Linked DNA regions of Homo sapiens: regions 1 and 3 are each linked to region 2. The links are chromatin contacts, found by Hi-C in ENCODE. All regions are on one chromosome and are shown on one strand. The core of a region is the stretch at or near the end of the contact, and the rest is flanking DNA. Distances in the headings are between cores, read along the strand shown. Region 1 overlaps COTL1 (coactosin like F-actin binding protein 1). Region 2 holds the start of CENPN (centromere protein N). Region 3 holds the start of MBTPS1 (membrane bound transcription factor peptidase, site 1).

Region 1 (4,024 bases), core at 1,423-3,922, 3.6 Mb before region 2:
TCCCAAAGTGTTGGGATTACAGGTGTGAGCTGCTGTGCCCATCTGCTTGGTTTTACTCTTATAAAATGGCACCCCCCCCACCCCCATTGAACTGAAACGCAGCTGCAAATTTGGAACTGAAAAGCCTCTGAGAAGTCAAAGATGCCATGTAGATGCCCTTCATTTATTCGGGAAGTATGTATTGAGTACATGTGGGGCATCGTCTGGGTGCTTTGGATGTGCTAGGGAACGAGATTCCTTCCCTCCTGGAGTAGGGCTGAGCAAGCTGAAGGAGGCCTGTAGCTCATTCTGAGCCTTTAAGCTCTTAGTTTGCACACAGTTATCATCAGCTGCATCATATGCCCTTCTGGCTTGTGGTGAGTCGGAAAAAGAGAGAAGGGCTGGTGGAGGAAGGCGTTTTGAACTTGCCAGCAGAGGCTGTTGCTTTGTCTGGAGTTCTGTCACAATCTCCCTCTCAAATTGTCAACAAGAACCCTCTTTGTCCTTACCCTGTTCTCTGGAGGAACTCTGAGTCATCCTTCAAGACCCTGATCAGGATGGGTGCGGTGGCTTATGCCTGTAGTCCCAGCACTTTGGGAGGCCAGGATGGGGGGATCACGAGGTCAAGAGTTCGAGACCAGCCTGGCCAACATGGTGAAACCTGGTCTATATTAAAATACAAAAATTAGCTGGGTGTGGTGGAGCGTGCCAGTAATCCCAGCTACTCGGGAGGCTGAGGCAGGAGAACTGCTTGAACCCGGGAGGCGGAGGTTGCATGAGCCGAGATTGTGCCCCTGCACTCCAGCCTGGGTGACAGAGCAAGACTCCGTCTCGGGGGGATAAAAGAAAAAGACCCTAATCAAACATCACCTCCTCTGCAAAGCCAGTCCTGGTCACAGCTGCCCAGGCAGAGCGGATTTCCTTCTTTCCTTGATGCTCCTGTAACTGCCAGTCACAACTCTTTGCCATAGCAGTAATTTCATGGTATTCACACACTACATTTTTGTTTGCTATGGTAGACTGTATATTTTTTGAAGGTAGGGATTGCATTTTCAGCAAAATCCCTGTATCACAGATTGTCAGTAAGTGTTTGTCAAATAACCAACCCACAGCGATGGAAGAGGCAGCACAACAGTGAAAAGCAGACACAAGAGTATAAAGCAGTGTGTGCCAGGGCTGTTCAGTGATTGGGAGCCAGACGCTGAACCCCTCAGTGGCGCAGCGTCTCCTTATAGATGCTATAGATACTGTAATAAGGTCCTCAGAGCCTCCAGGGACTGCTTTACAGCCACTCTTCTCTAAGTCAGAGGGTGGAGTCAGGTCTAACACACTAACTCCCATTTAAGGAAGTAGAGAATTATCATGAAAGAAAGTGCTAGTGCTTTGTCATAGGGGGAAAACCTTTAGCTCTCGGTTTAATTTGGGTATCCAGATCAGCTTATACCCTGGAGGTTCTGCCGAAGTAATCATCTTTCTTTTCCTCTGGCCATCCTGTACTTCATTTTCTTATGTTCTCTGTCAAGCTAGGAAAGCTGGGTCATTCACACCTAGTGAAAATGCAATGAATCGGGGATCATTTGAGGAGTCTCCTGCGTGGGATATCAAACCGCATTTACAGTGTGAGCTCCAATGCAGAAACAATGTGCCTACACGCAGATACCCACACAATGCGGATCACATAAAGAAACAGAGCCTTGGCCGGGCGCAGTGGCTCGCGCCTGTAATCCTGGCTCTTTGGGAGACTGAGGCGGGCAGTTCACCTGAGGTCAGGGGTTCGAGATCAGCCTGGCCAACACGGTGAAAGCCCGTCTGTACTAAAACTACAAAAATTAGCCGAGCATGGTGGCAGGTGCCTGTAATCCCTGCTATTCAGGAGGCTGAGGCAGGAGAATCGCTTGAACCCAGGAGGCGGAGGTTGCAGTAAGCTGAGATCGTGCCACGGCACTGCAGGCTGGACAACAGAGCGAGATTTCGTCTCAAAAAAAAAAAAAAAAAAGAGCCTTTATTCATGCCCTATAAGGAATAAACCAAAAGGAGTTTAGAAATAAACAGAGTAATGGGTTTCAGTTTTTACACTTTTTAATACTTTTGCAAAGTTTTTTGAGCAGGACAGGAGGGTGTTTTTGGTTTGGTTTTGTTTTTGTCAACTGCAGGGAGTTACGAAAGTCACTCTGAAAAAAGACAGCAAGTGGTATAGTGATATCAGGCCTCTTAGTAATGAGAGCTCTCCCTTCAACTTCAGCAACGAACCTGGCCCCTTCCAGCCCCAGCCTCAGGCCCCCTCCCTCTTACAGACGTGGGCGGCCACTGAGCCCTCCTTCCTCTTTGGTGGCAAGAAGACATTTCTCCTTCCCCAGCCTTGCCCTCTCTCCCCTTAGCAGCCTGCTAGAAGCCAGCCGCTGCCATGGCGACTGCCCAGCTGTCCCCTTGCTCTGGGCAGCAGGATGTAAGAATTCTTTCCCATTTCCTTTCATCCTCGCTCCAGGGAGCTCCCTCGGTGGAAGCTGACAGCTCAGCTTTTTGGTGTGTGGGTTGTTTTTTCCCTTCCTGAGCCGTGTTTGCATAACCTCTCCGGAGTCTCTGTAAAGTTAGGGCAGCTTTAGAGTGAGCTGCAATCTTGCCGCTCTCTGGGGCAACTTCCTCCTGTCCTCCCCTTCCCCCTTTCTTTGGCCTTGCTCTAAAGTTCAGTGTTGGGTGGAAATTCTGAAATGATTCTTTTTTCTTTCCATTGGCCCACAGATAACGTATAAGGTGCCTATGACATGCCTGGCATGGTGATCAGTGCTGGGGCCATAACAAGACCCAGACAGATGTGAAAGTAGCTGAAAAGATCCAAAGGACTTACGCTAAAAAGTTTCTAGGGTGGTGGGGGATCCTTAATTTCTTCATTTTGCTTTTTTGTGTTTCTCATTATTCTACACCTAGTATGTGTTTTTGTAATGAAAAAAGGTTGTTCAAAACATTTGCAAAAGTGTTAAGAAAGTTACACAGTGCTCGACCCATAGCAGATCCTCCTTCCTCGGGGGTTTGGTCCTCCAGCCAGGACTGGCTTTGGCGATACGCAGAGGAGACTAGAATCTCTTTGGGGAAAAGGCAGAGGCCCCCAGTCAATGTGGATCCTGGGTGGGGGCCGCCCTGGTGAGAACACTGGGTGCCTGGTCAGAATCTCTTCCTCAGTGCTGACCTGAGCCTGAGATTTCAAGTTTGGGTGGGAGGGGGAAGGGGGGGAGGGGCAAGCCTTCAGAGCTTAGTGGGGACCATATGCCGTTTGTAACTTTTGGGGAGTTATTAGAGCGGCTCATCCTGGTGGCTTTGGTGATTACAGGTAATTCTTGCCTTTACCCCCCTCCCTAGCCCCTTTGTGGTCATCCTCTGTTTCTGTTGTCACTGGGTTTTCTCCCACATCCCCATCCCTTTGACTGCCCAGCAGCTCCAGCCTGATCACCCCCGACCCCGCTTGGACCCCCCCTGCTTGCTCCCCCCCACCCCTGCCGCTTGGTCCCCGCCGCCCCCACTTGGTTCTCCCGCTTGGTCTCCTGCTTGGTCTCCTTGTGTGGTCCTTCCCACCCCCACTGTCTCTCCTTTACCCCCTCTGGCCTTTCCCTGCCCCATCCCTCTCTCTTCCAGAGAGGTCGGGGTTGGTGGGGGGGGTTGGGGGGGAGAAGGGGAGGAGGAGGCACAGATGGGGAGGAGGTGGGAGAGGCGTAAAGGCACCTCCAGGACCCAGGGGAAAGGTCAGAGGAGAGCCAGGAGAGGGAAAGGCCAGAGAAAAGAGCATGTAACAGCCACCAGGGCCGGCTGCTGAGTTCACAGCTCTGCGCCAGGCGGTATCCTGAGAACGTTAGGATGCTGATTTGTTGACACAGATGAACTTACTTAGTAAATGAAGGCAGAGAACCTTGAAGAGATGACCTGGGCATTGGACTGAGGCTCCCTTTACCTACCTTCAGGGCCCTGCCTGGGGCTTCTAGGTCCCCACGGGTCCTTTGCAGGAGCCAAAGCTCCATCATTGGCTTCTGATGAGGCTTCATAGACCAGTGGAAGG
Region 2 (4,122 bases), core at 1,581-4,080:
TATCTTTAGTAGAGACATGGTTTCACCATGTTGCCCAGGCTGGTCTCGAACTCCTGACCTCAAGTGATCTGCCCTCCTCGGCCTCCTGAAGTGCTGGGATTACAGGTGTGAGCCACCGCGCGTGGTCTGCAAACATGATTTTTATACAATGCAGGGTACCACCCGCATACTTTAATGTCCCTTAACAGTGTGTCTTCTAGGAAGGCACACACAGACCTTGGCATCTGTGTTTAAGACAAGCCTGTCAGTCATCTGTTTCCTTCACAACTGTGGGAATTCCAGGGACAAAGAAGTATCTTCCTACAAGAGTCCTGGCTGTGACTTATTTGTTGAACACTGAAAAATTATCCTTGTCCACTTCTGAAAAGAAATAGTTGACTGTATTTTAACAATATACTGAAAATGATAGTAAGACAAAGATAAAGAGGAAGGATTAGGAGTCATTTAGAAATAGAAAAATAACTGAATTAAGGTCGTAGGAACAGAATCAGGATCATGAAACAGGAGTCGGATTTGTTTCTTTGTGTAGTTACTGGACCATCTAAAGCCTTCACCATGGTCTACAAGGCCCCGTGTTGCGTGGCCCCTGCTTCCCTCTCCTTGGTTTTCTGAGCTCCAACTACACTAGTCTCTTAAATAATCTCTAGAGAAGGACCATTGTGCCTGCAGTTACAACTGCCTAGAAGGTTCTTCCTGCACATGTTCTCTCCAGTGACTTCTTGCAATTCTGGTGTTAGCTTAGATGGTTTCTCCTCAGACTTATCCTGACCACCCAACCAAAAGTTACTTCCCCACTCTCCACTGCTAATTGTTTTTTTCCTTTTTTTTAGACGGAATCTTGCTGGGTCACCCACATTAGAGTGTAGTAGTGGGATTTCTGCTCACTGCAGCCTCCTGCAGCCTCTGCCTCCCAGATTCAAATGATTCTCCTGCCTCAGCCTCCCGAGTATCTGGGATTACAGGTGTGCACCATGACACCCAACTAATTTTTCTACTTTTAGTAAAGATGGGGTTTCACCATGTTGGTCAGGCTGGTCTTGAACTCCCAAGCTCAAGTGATCCTCCCGCCTCGGCCTCCCAAAGTACTGGGATTACAGGCGTGAGCCTCTGCACCAGGCCATCCACTGCTAATTGTCTTTACAGAACTATCTGAAATTATCTTTTTAACTTTTCTTGTTTCTAAAATTGAGCTCCAGGGCAGGACGATGTTTTTATTCACAGCTATACTCCTAGACCAGAACTGCCTCACTATAGTCAGTAAGTCTAATCAGGCCAAGAACAGTCTAATGTGTCTTTGATAAATACTTGTGGAATGAATGCCTGAGGAGACAACCTGGGTGGTTTGGGGTTCAACAGTCAGTGAAACATCAAATCAACACCTCTCCCATTAAGAACACGGGCGAGGGGCCGGGAGCGCGCCGGGCGTGGTGTATCACTTGAGGTCAGTCGTTCAAGACCACCCAGGCCAACATGGTGAAACTCCGTCTCTACTAGAAATACAAAAATTAGCCGGGTGTCGTGACGCACACCTCTAGTCCCAGCTACTCGGGAGGCTGAGGCAAGAGAACAGCCTGAATCCGGGAGGAGGAGGTTGCAGTGAGCCGAGAACGTGCCACTGCCCTCCAACATGGGCGACAAAGCAAGACTCCGTCTCAAAAAAACAAAAAACAAACAAAAAAACCCACAGACGAGGCTACCCGTTAAAATGAAGATTCCTGGGCCCTATCAAATTAAACTGTGAGGAGGGCGCACGGAGGGCTTGAGATTTAGCATCTTTTAAAAAGTACGTCAGATGATTTATTCCGGGTAAAGTTTGCAGAACGCCAGTCTAAAGAAATTTGGTAGAGCGCCCTCAGTCTCACCAATTAAGACGGAAATCCCTTTAGTAAACGTTTACCCCGTGACCATTTTTAAACTTTCCTTTTTTTGTTGTTTCGGAGACACAGTCTCGCTTTGTCGCCCAGGGTGCAGTGCAGTGGCGCGATCTCGGGTCACTGCAACCTCCGCCTCCCGGGTTCATGCGCTTCTCCTGCCTCAGCCTCCCAAATAGCTGGGATTACAGGCACCCGATACCACGTCCGGTTAATTTTTGTATTTTTAGTAGAGACGGGGTTTCACCATGTTGGCCAGGCTGGTCTCGAACTCCTGACCTAAGGTGATCCGCCCACGTCGGTCTCCCAAAGTGTTGGGATTACAGGCGTAAACTACCGCGCCTGGCCCCATTTTAAAACTTTCTTTATACTTCCTAGCGTTTTAGTGTCTGACATACAGTAGATGCTCAAGATCTGTGGAACGCATGATCAAAAAGATCCATTTTAAGTAACGTTCCCGTAGCCACACACCTCTGCTGCGCTCCAACAGGCAATGCGAGGAGCAACGCAAGAGGGTACAGGGACAAAAAACGACGGAAGCCGAGGTGACAGAAAAGCAAAACCCCAACTCTGGGAAAGGAAGCAACCCCAGGATCGTAGAGCGGAGCCCCTGGTCACATGACCACACGGCCCTCCCCTGACGCAGTCGCGAGCCTACGAAAGGCTCCACCCGCCCCACCGCGGGCGAGGTGACGTCACAGCCGGCACAGCGCCACCGCCCCCTCACCTCGGCCCGAACCGTAGTTCCTCGCCCCGAGCCCGAGACCCAGCGCCAATCCTGCGCCTCACAACGTGCGACAATTGCGAAAAAGCCACCCCCGAGGCCTGGGATCTGGCTTCCTCAAGGCCCCACACCCTCCGGGGCCCGATCCAGTGCCGCCCGGGGCTCTCTTACCGGCCCACATCTCCTGCAGTCTCACTCCTCAAGAGCTGTTCCCGCTCGCCGCGCCTTCAAAGCCACCAATTGCAGTTCCCGCCGCCTCCAAGCTCCGCCCACCGGAGCACAAGCATCAGGCTGTGTCTTGGGCACAGGGGACTGCACGGGGGAGCGACTGAAGCGAAGGTCGCCGAGCCCCCCACGCCGCTCTTCTTAGAAGTGTGCAACCTTGCACCAGTAGTGGACTTACACATAGGCTCCGTTAGGACCTGGCTTATGTGCTCGGCTTGTGGCTTAGACGCTGCCGTGCCCCAGTGGACTCACTGTGCCTCCCCCCACGACGGACGGAAATGGGCCCCTCCAGGACAGGCGGCGCATGCGCCTTGGGGCCCGCGGGCGGCGGGGGCGAGGAGCCGGGAGCACGGTGGAGCGGTGGAGGGCGTCACTGGGTTTCGGCGTCTGGCAAGCGGTTCAGCTGTCTGCTCCCTAGCAGCCGGCCTTCGGGTCGGGCGTCTCCGCCGGCTACTGCCGCTTCAGTTCTCCCGGTGTGGCCACGAGTCGGGTGAGTCTCGGGAGTCCAGGCCGTTCCGAACGCGTTCCGTTGTTCCTCCTCAGGTCCCTGATGGCGCGTCCCGCCGAGCCCCTTCCTGCCGCCCGTCGGCCCCAGGAGGTGGGGACCAGGAAGACCCGGCTGCCGCAGGCCCACAGCCGGGCTGCTGCGCTGGGGAGGCTGCGAGCGAGGTGGCTGGGCGCTCGCTGGAACACGCTGGTGGCCGAGACAGGCCGTGGGCGTCGCTCGGGGTTGGGATCCGCCCGCCACTCACTCAACTGGCTGGTGACCTTGGGCGCGCTCCTCCCCTCCCGGAGCCGGGGCTTCCTCGCCGGTAAAATGGACCTTGAGGAATGGAGCCCTCAACACAGGGTTTGACACGATGAGCGCCCAATAAAGTGTTGTTATTGTTGTTTATCTAGCAATTGAGAATTTGCGGGTAGAAAACGGGGGCCGTTCAAGCAAGTCTCAGCTGCAGTGCCCTGTGATGTGAGAACCCACCAAGAGCCCCATCAGTACACTTTACTCTTTTTTCTCCTTTAATGCTTTTTTTTTCCAGGAAAGTAATACATTCATCTTGCTTTTCTTGCGTTTAAAGATCAGGCGTTTTACGTAGAGTCTTAAGTAAATCAGTTTTGGAAGTCTTCATTTAAAACCTCAAAGGCATGGAAGTTTTCGATGGCAAAGGAATTATGTTGTGATGCCATTCGTATCTCCTCTCCTTTATATGTATGGCTTTTGCACTTGTTTAGTTGATTTAAAATGAGTTTCTTTTTCATCCTTTTCCTACTGCGTTGAGGCCTGAACTAGTTGTCAGTTTCTGA
Region 3 (3,866 bases), core at 708-3,207, 3.1 Mb before region 2:
CCAGCTGTAGGGCCATGTATTCAATGGCATAGTGACTAAAGGGCTGTTCAGAGAACCCTGACCAAGATTAATTTACCTAAAGTTGGAACAGAAGGACATAGTCAAGTTTAAAATCAAATGCTTTGTGTGGTGGCAGAAGGGAGTGCCTTTGACGGTTTGCAAATGCAGAGAGGCAAGGATTCTCCAAAAGTTCAGAAAATCGTATGAGATCTGAGTCAGGAAAGGATTCAAGAATCCACCACCACATATTGAATCATATAGGAGCCGAGCACTTTATGAGTATGCTTTTTGTTTGTTTTTGAGACAAGGTCTTGCTGTGTTGCCCAGGCTGGAGTGCAGTGGCACAATCATGGCTCACTGCAGCCTCGACCTCCTGGGCTCAGGCAGTCCTCCCACCTCAGCCTCCCTAGTAGCTGGGACTGCAGGTGCACACCACCACACCTGGTAAAAACAAAACCAAACACAACTATAGAGACATGTCTCTGTTGCCCAGACTAGTCTCAAACTCCTGGGCTCAAGTGATCCTCCCGCCACAGACTCCCAAAGTGTTGAGATTACAGGCATAAGCCACTGCGCTAGGGCTTATGTGTGTACTTAATTTAACCCTCATCCTTTAAGGTAGATATTAGTACCCCTATTTTTTAAAAAAATTATTTATTTATTTTTAAGGCAGAGTCTCGCTCTGTCGCCCAAGCTGGAGTGCAGTGGTACGATCTCAGCTCACTGCAACCTCCGCCTCCCAGGTTCAAGCGATTCTCTGCCTCAGCCTCCTGAGTTGCTGGGATTACAGTCATGCGCTACCACACTCAGCTAAGTTTTTATATTTTTGGTAGAGCCGGCGTTTCACCCATGTTGACCAGGCTGGTCTGAAACTTCTGACCTCAAGTGATCCGGCTGCCTCGGCCTCCCCAAGTGCTGGGATTACAGGCGCGAGCCACCCCGCCTGGCTAGTACCCCTATTTTTGTAATGAAGAAGCTGAGGTACAAAGAGGTTAAACAACCTGCTCAAAATTACGAAGTAGAAGCCTGAGGTGGGGTATGGTAATTTGTGATTCTACATTTATCCACCATATTAAGTCAACTGTGTTAAATCATGTTGAAGGAAGATGATGCGCTGTGATCTGTAATATTGGTGCAGTTCAGCATTACCGTGGTGCAGTGTCAAGTTCCAAAAGACACAAAACTGTCTGATCGGCCTGTAGCGCATCACCGCCCACCAGCAGTACCTGAAGACGCTTTCAGTCCCCTGCTAGTGCCGTACGGAGTCCGGGCTGGTCCATTTACATTGAAAACAAACTGATCCTAGCATCTAAGTCACCCAGACATCTTTTAGGCGGCAAGCTTTTCAGACAGTTTAACACATTTATTCTTGTTTTTTCAAAAAGAGCAAACACGTGGCGTTACAAAGGTCCTCCGTTTCGCACGCACCGGTGTCCCGGCAGCGCGCTGCGCGTCGGGAGGCCCAGTCTGTCGTCCCGTGGGGCCGGGGGTCAGGAGGTCGGGCAGGCGGGATTTGGGGTTTCGCGTGTTCCGGACCGGACACTTCGCCATCTTAACGAGCTACCGCCCGGGTTAAGGGGCACCCAGGGCAGGTGCCCGGCCGGGGGTGGGGTGTCCGAGCCGCCGGTGCCTGGACGTGGACCCCTGCAGGAAGGGTCCGCGCGGGAAGCGAGCTCTCCACGAGTCCATGACAGCAGGCCCGCGGGGGCAGGGAGCCTGCGCCAGGCAGTCTTTCTAGATCCTGGCCCAGCCTGGCCGCTTTCGCGCCCGTGCTCCTTTTCGGGGATCCTAGAGCGACGCGCAGAGCGGACCAAGGGTTCCCCCAGCGCGTTCTCGCCGCCTGGCAGCTCGCTGGCCACGCCCCTCCGCTTCCACCCTGCCACCGGCCCCCGCCGCCGCAAATGTCGCGAGACCTTCGTCCATCCTCCCGGCGTGGTCCCGCTGCCCACGGCGTCCAGAGCGCGCACGCAAGCCCCGGGAGCGCGGGACAGACAGGGCACGCTGGGTCGGCGGAGCTGAGGCTCCCAGCTGTGGGCCTCGCTGGCCCGGTCGCCCAGTCTCGCGAGAGTTGGGAGTAAACAGCCCCGAATGGAGTGCCCAGGCGTGTTCGCCGCGGAGGCGCCGTTATCCCGGGCCCGCCGGCCCTGAGCTCCCGGCGGCGCAGGTACGTCAGCCGCCCGCGCGCGGCCTCCCCGACCCGCTCCGCCTAGCGGCGGCGGCCCGCTCGCTCAGGTGTGCCGGTTGCGTCCGAGGCCCCGAGGCGAGGGCTGCGGGGGCCGGGCCGGGTCGGGGGAGGTGGGCGCGGGGCCTCCGGCGCTTGTTTGGACACAGCGTGCCTGTACCGCGGCCCTGCGGGGGTCTGCGCGCTCCGGCAGCTTGTTCCGTTGCCTGGTTTTCTTTACGTGAAATGAGCATTCACCGAGTGAAACAATACGCCCTGCTCTGGCCCGGAGCCTCCAGACAGACTCAATTCTAGGTGCGCTTCCGGGGCAGTGCTGGCGTCAGGTTTAAAAGACGTCGATTCTTTGCCTTATCTCGGTCTGTGCATATTGCGCTGCTGGTTTTTGGAAATGCGGGGATTCTGTTCGGCGAACTCTCAGAACCAGATTGCCTTTTAAACCTGTAGCTTCTTAAAAATCTTGCCTCGCCTTGGCATGGTTGCGCTACCTAAGACCGTTGTGGATCGTCAGTATTTTTATTAAGATGTTTACCTTTCATATTGGGTTGAGCCCCTGAGAATCTTGGCCTATTTGTCTACACAAATTAAGTTATTAGATTCTGATTGACACTTCGAAATTACGTGGAGTGGAATACGACCTGCGTTGAATTCTGGAGACTCATCCTTTAGTCTGAACTGTGTAGGTAAGCCCTCCTAACGTCAAGGTCTCCAATTGTATGTCTACGAAAAGGAGGGCTTGCAGAAGAGAAGTAATTCCTCTCATTTTTTTTTTTTTCAATCTGGAGAATCCGCTTTTATTATTTATACTTATTTTTTAATGTAAGAGCTTCATTGAAGTAGAATTTACATACCATAAAATCCACCTGTTTTAAGTGTACTATTCAGTGGTTTTTAGTAAATTTACAGCAGCACAGCCACTACCAAATCCACTTTTAGAACATTTCCGTTACCCCAAGACCTCTGATGCCCAGTTGTAGTCAATGCCCATTTCCAGGCCCCGCCACAGGCAACCTTTCATCTACTTTGTCTTTCTAGATTTGCCTTTAATGACTATTTCGTATATTCAGATGGAAACATATGATATGCGGCCTTTTGTGTCAGGCTTCTTTCACTTAGCATGTTTTCACAGTTCATCCATGTTGTAGCATGAATCAGGATTTCATTCCTTTTATGACCAAATAATATTCAGTTGTATGGCTATACCACATTTTGTTTAAGCATTTATGCAGAACACTTTTGACAAATAAAAGTTTATTTTATGCTCTAATGTGTGATGCGGATGACAGCAAAACTGTTGATTGAGAATGGGAGCTGGGACCTGACCCAGACACGTGTCAAACGACTGCACTCCCCAGGCACCCCGTATAATCAAGAGTTGGTCCTTTCTATATAAAAAGGGAAAATTCCAATGCAGAGCTTGCGGAACCTTTGAAGCACCTAGGGAAGAAGTGGGAGCTCTTCTAGTCAGGAGGTTAACAAGAACTAGGAAGGCTGGGCCGGGCGCGGTGGCTCACGCCTGTAATCCCACAATTTGGGAGGCCGAGGCGGGCGGATCACAAGGTCAGGTGTTCAAGACCAGCCTGGCCAACGTGGTGAAATCCCGTCTCTACTGAAAATACAAAAATTAGCTGGGCGCAATGGCAGGCGCCTGTAATCCCAGCTACTCGGGAGGCTGAGGCAGGAGAAT

The links. A loop is a pair of places that touch in the nucleus more often than their neighbours do. Pooled maps may share reads with other maps.
Region 1: a pooled map shows a loop between it and region 2 (9-fold over the local background). The contact joins the enhancer-like site here to the promoter of CENPN in region 2. A Hi-C loop is called at or near these places in 2 of 37 single-sample maps with no recorded cell type and 4 of 50 pooled maps.
Region 3: a loop to region 2 is called in a map of CD8-positive, alpha-beta T cell, with 15 times the contacts of the local background. The contact joins the promoter of MBTPS1 here to the promoter of CENPN in region 2. A Hi-C loop is called at or near these places in 2 of 168 maps with a recorded cell type or tissue (CD8-positive, alpha-beta T cell and naive thymus-derived CD4-positive, alpha-beta T cell) and 10 of 50 pooled maps.

What each region holds. Positions count from the first base shown.
Region 1 is chr16:84,598,264-84,602,287 of GRCh38, reverse strand. The region is part of intron 2 of COTL1 (coactosin like F-actin binding protein 1); the gene reads left to right. Among named protein-coding and RNA genes, the nearest start is that of COTL1, 18 kb to the left of the region's middle. RefSeq lists enhancers at 1,931-2,080, 2,188-3,009, 3,752-4,024 and a silencer at 2,315-2,514. Within about 2 kb of position 2,672, at least 31 of the 41 ENCODE cell types and tissues checked have a DNase peak (open chromatin) inside an H3K27ac peak, as active enhancers do.
Region 2 is chr16:81,005,922-81,010,043 of GRCh38, reverse strand. It overlaps CENPN (centromere protein N), which reads right to left and starts at 2,830. Exons shown (of 11, transcript NM_001100624.3): 1 at 2,767-2,830. CMC2 (C-X9-C motif containing 2) reads left to right here and starts at 3,159. Exons shown (of 4, transcript NM_020188.5): 1 at 3,159-3,310. RefSeq lists enhancers at 2,322-2,461, 2,772-2,881 and a silencer at 3,052-3,421.
Region 3 is chr16:84,115,033-84,118,898 of GRCh38, reverse strand. It overlaps MBTPS1 (membrane bound transcription factor peptidase, site 1), which reads left to right and starts at 1,957. Exons shown (of 23, transcript NM_003791.4): 1 at 1,957-2,164. It overlaps MBTPS1-DT (MBTPS1 divergent transcript), which reads right to left and starts at 1,856. Exons shown (of 1, transcript NR_186375.1): 1 at 1-1,856. RefSeq lists an enhancer at 1,227-1,386 and silencers at 1,537-1,636, 2,037-2,466.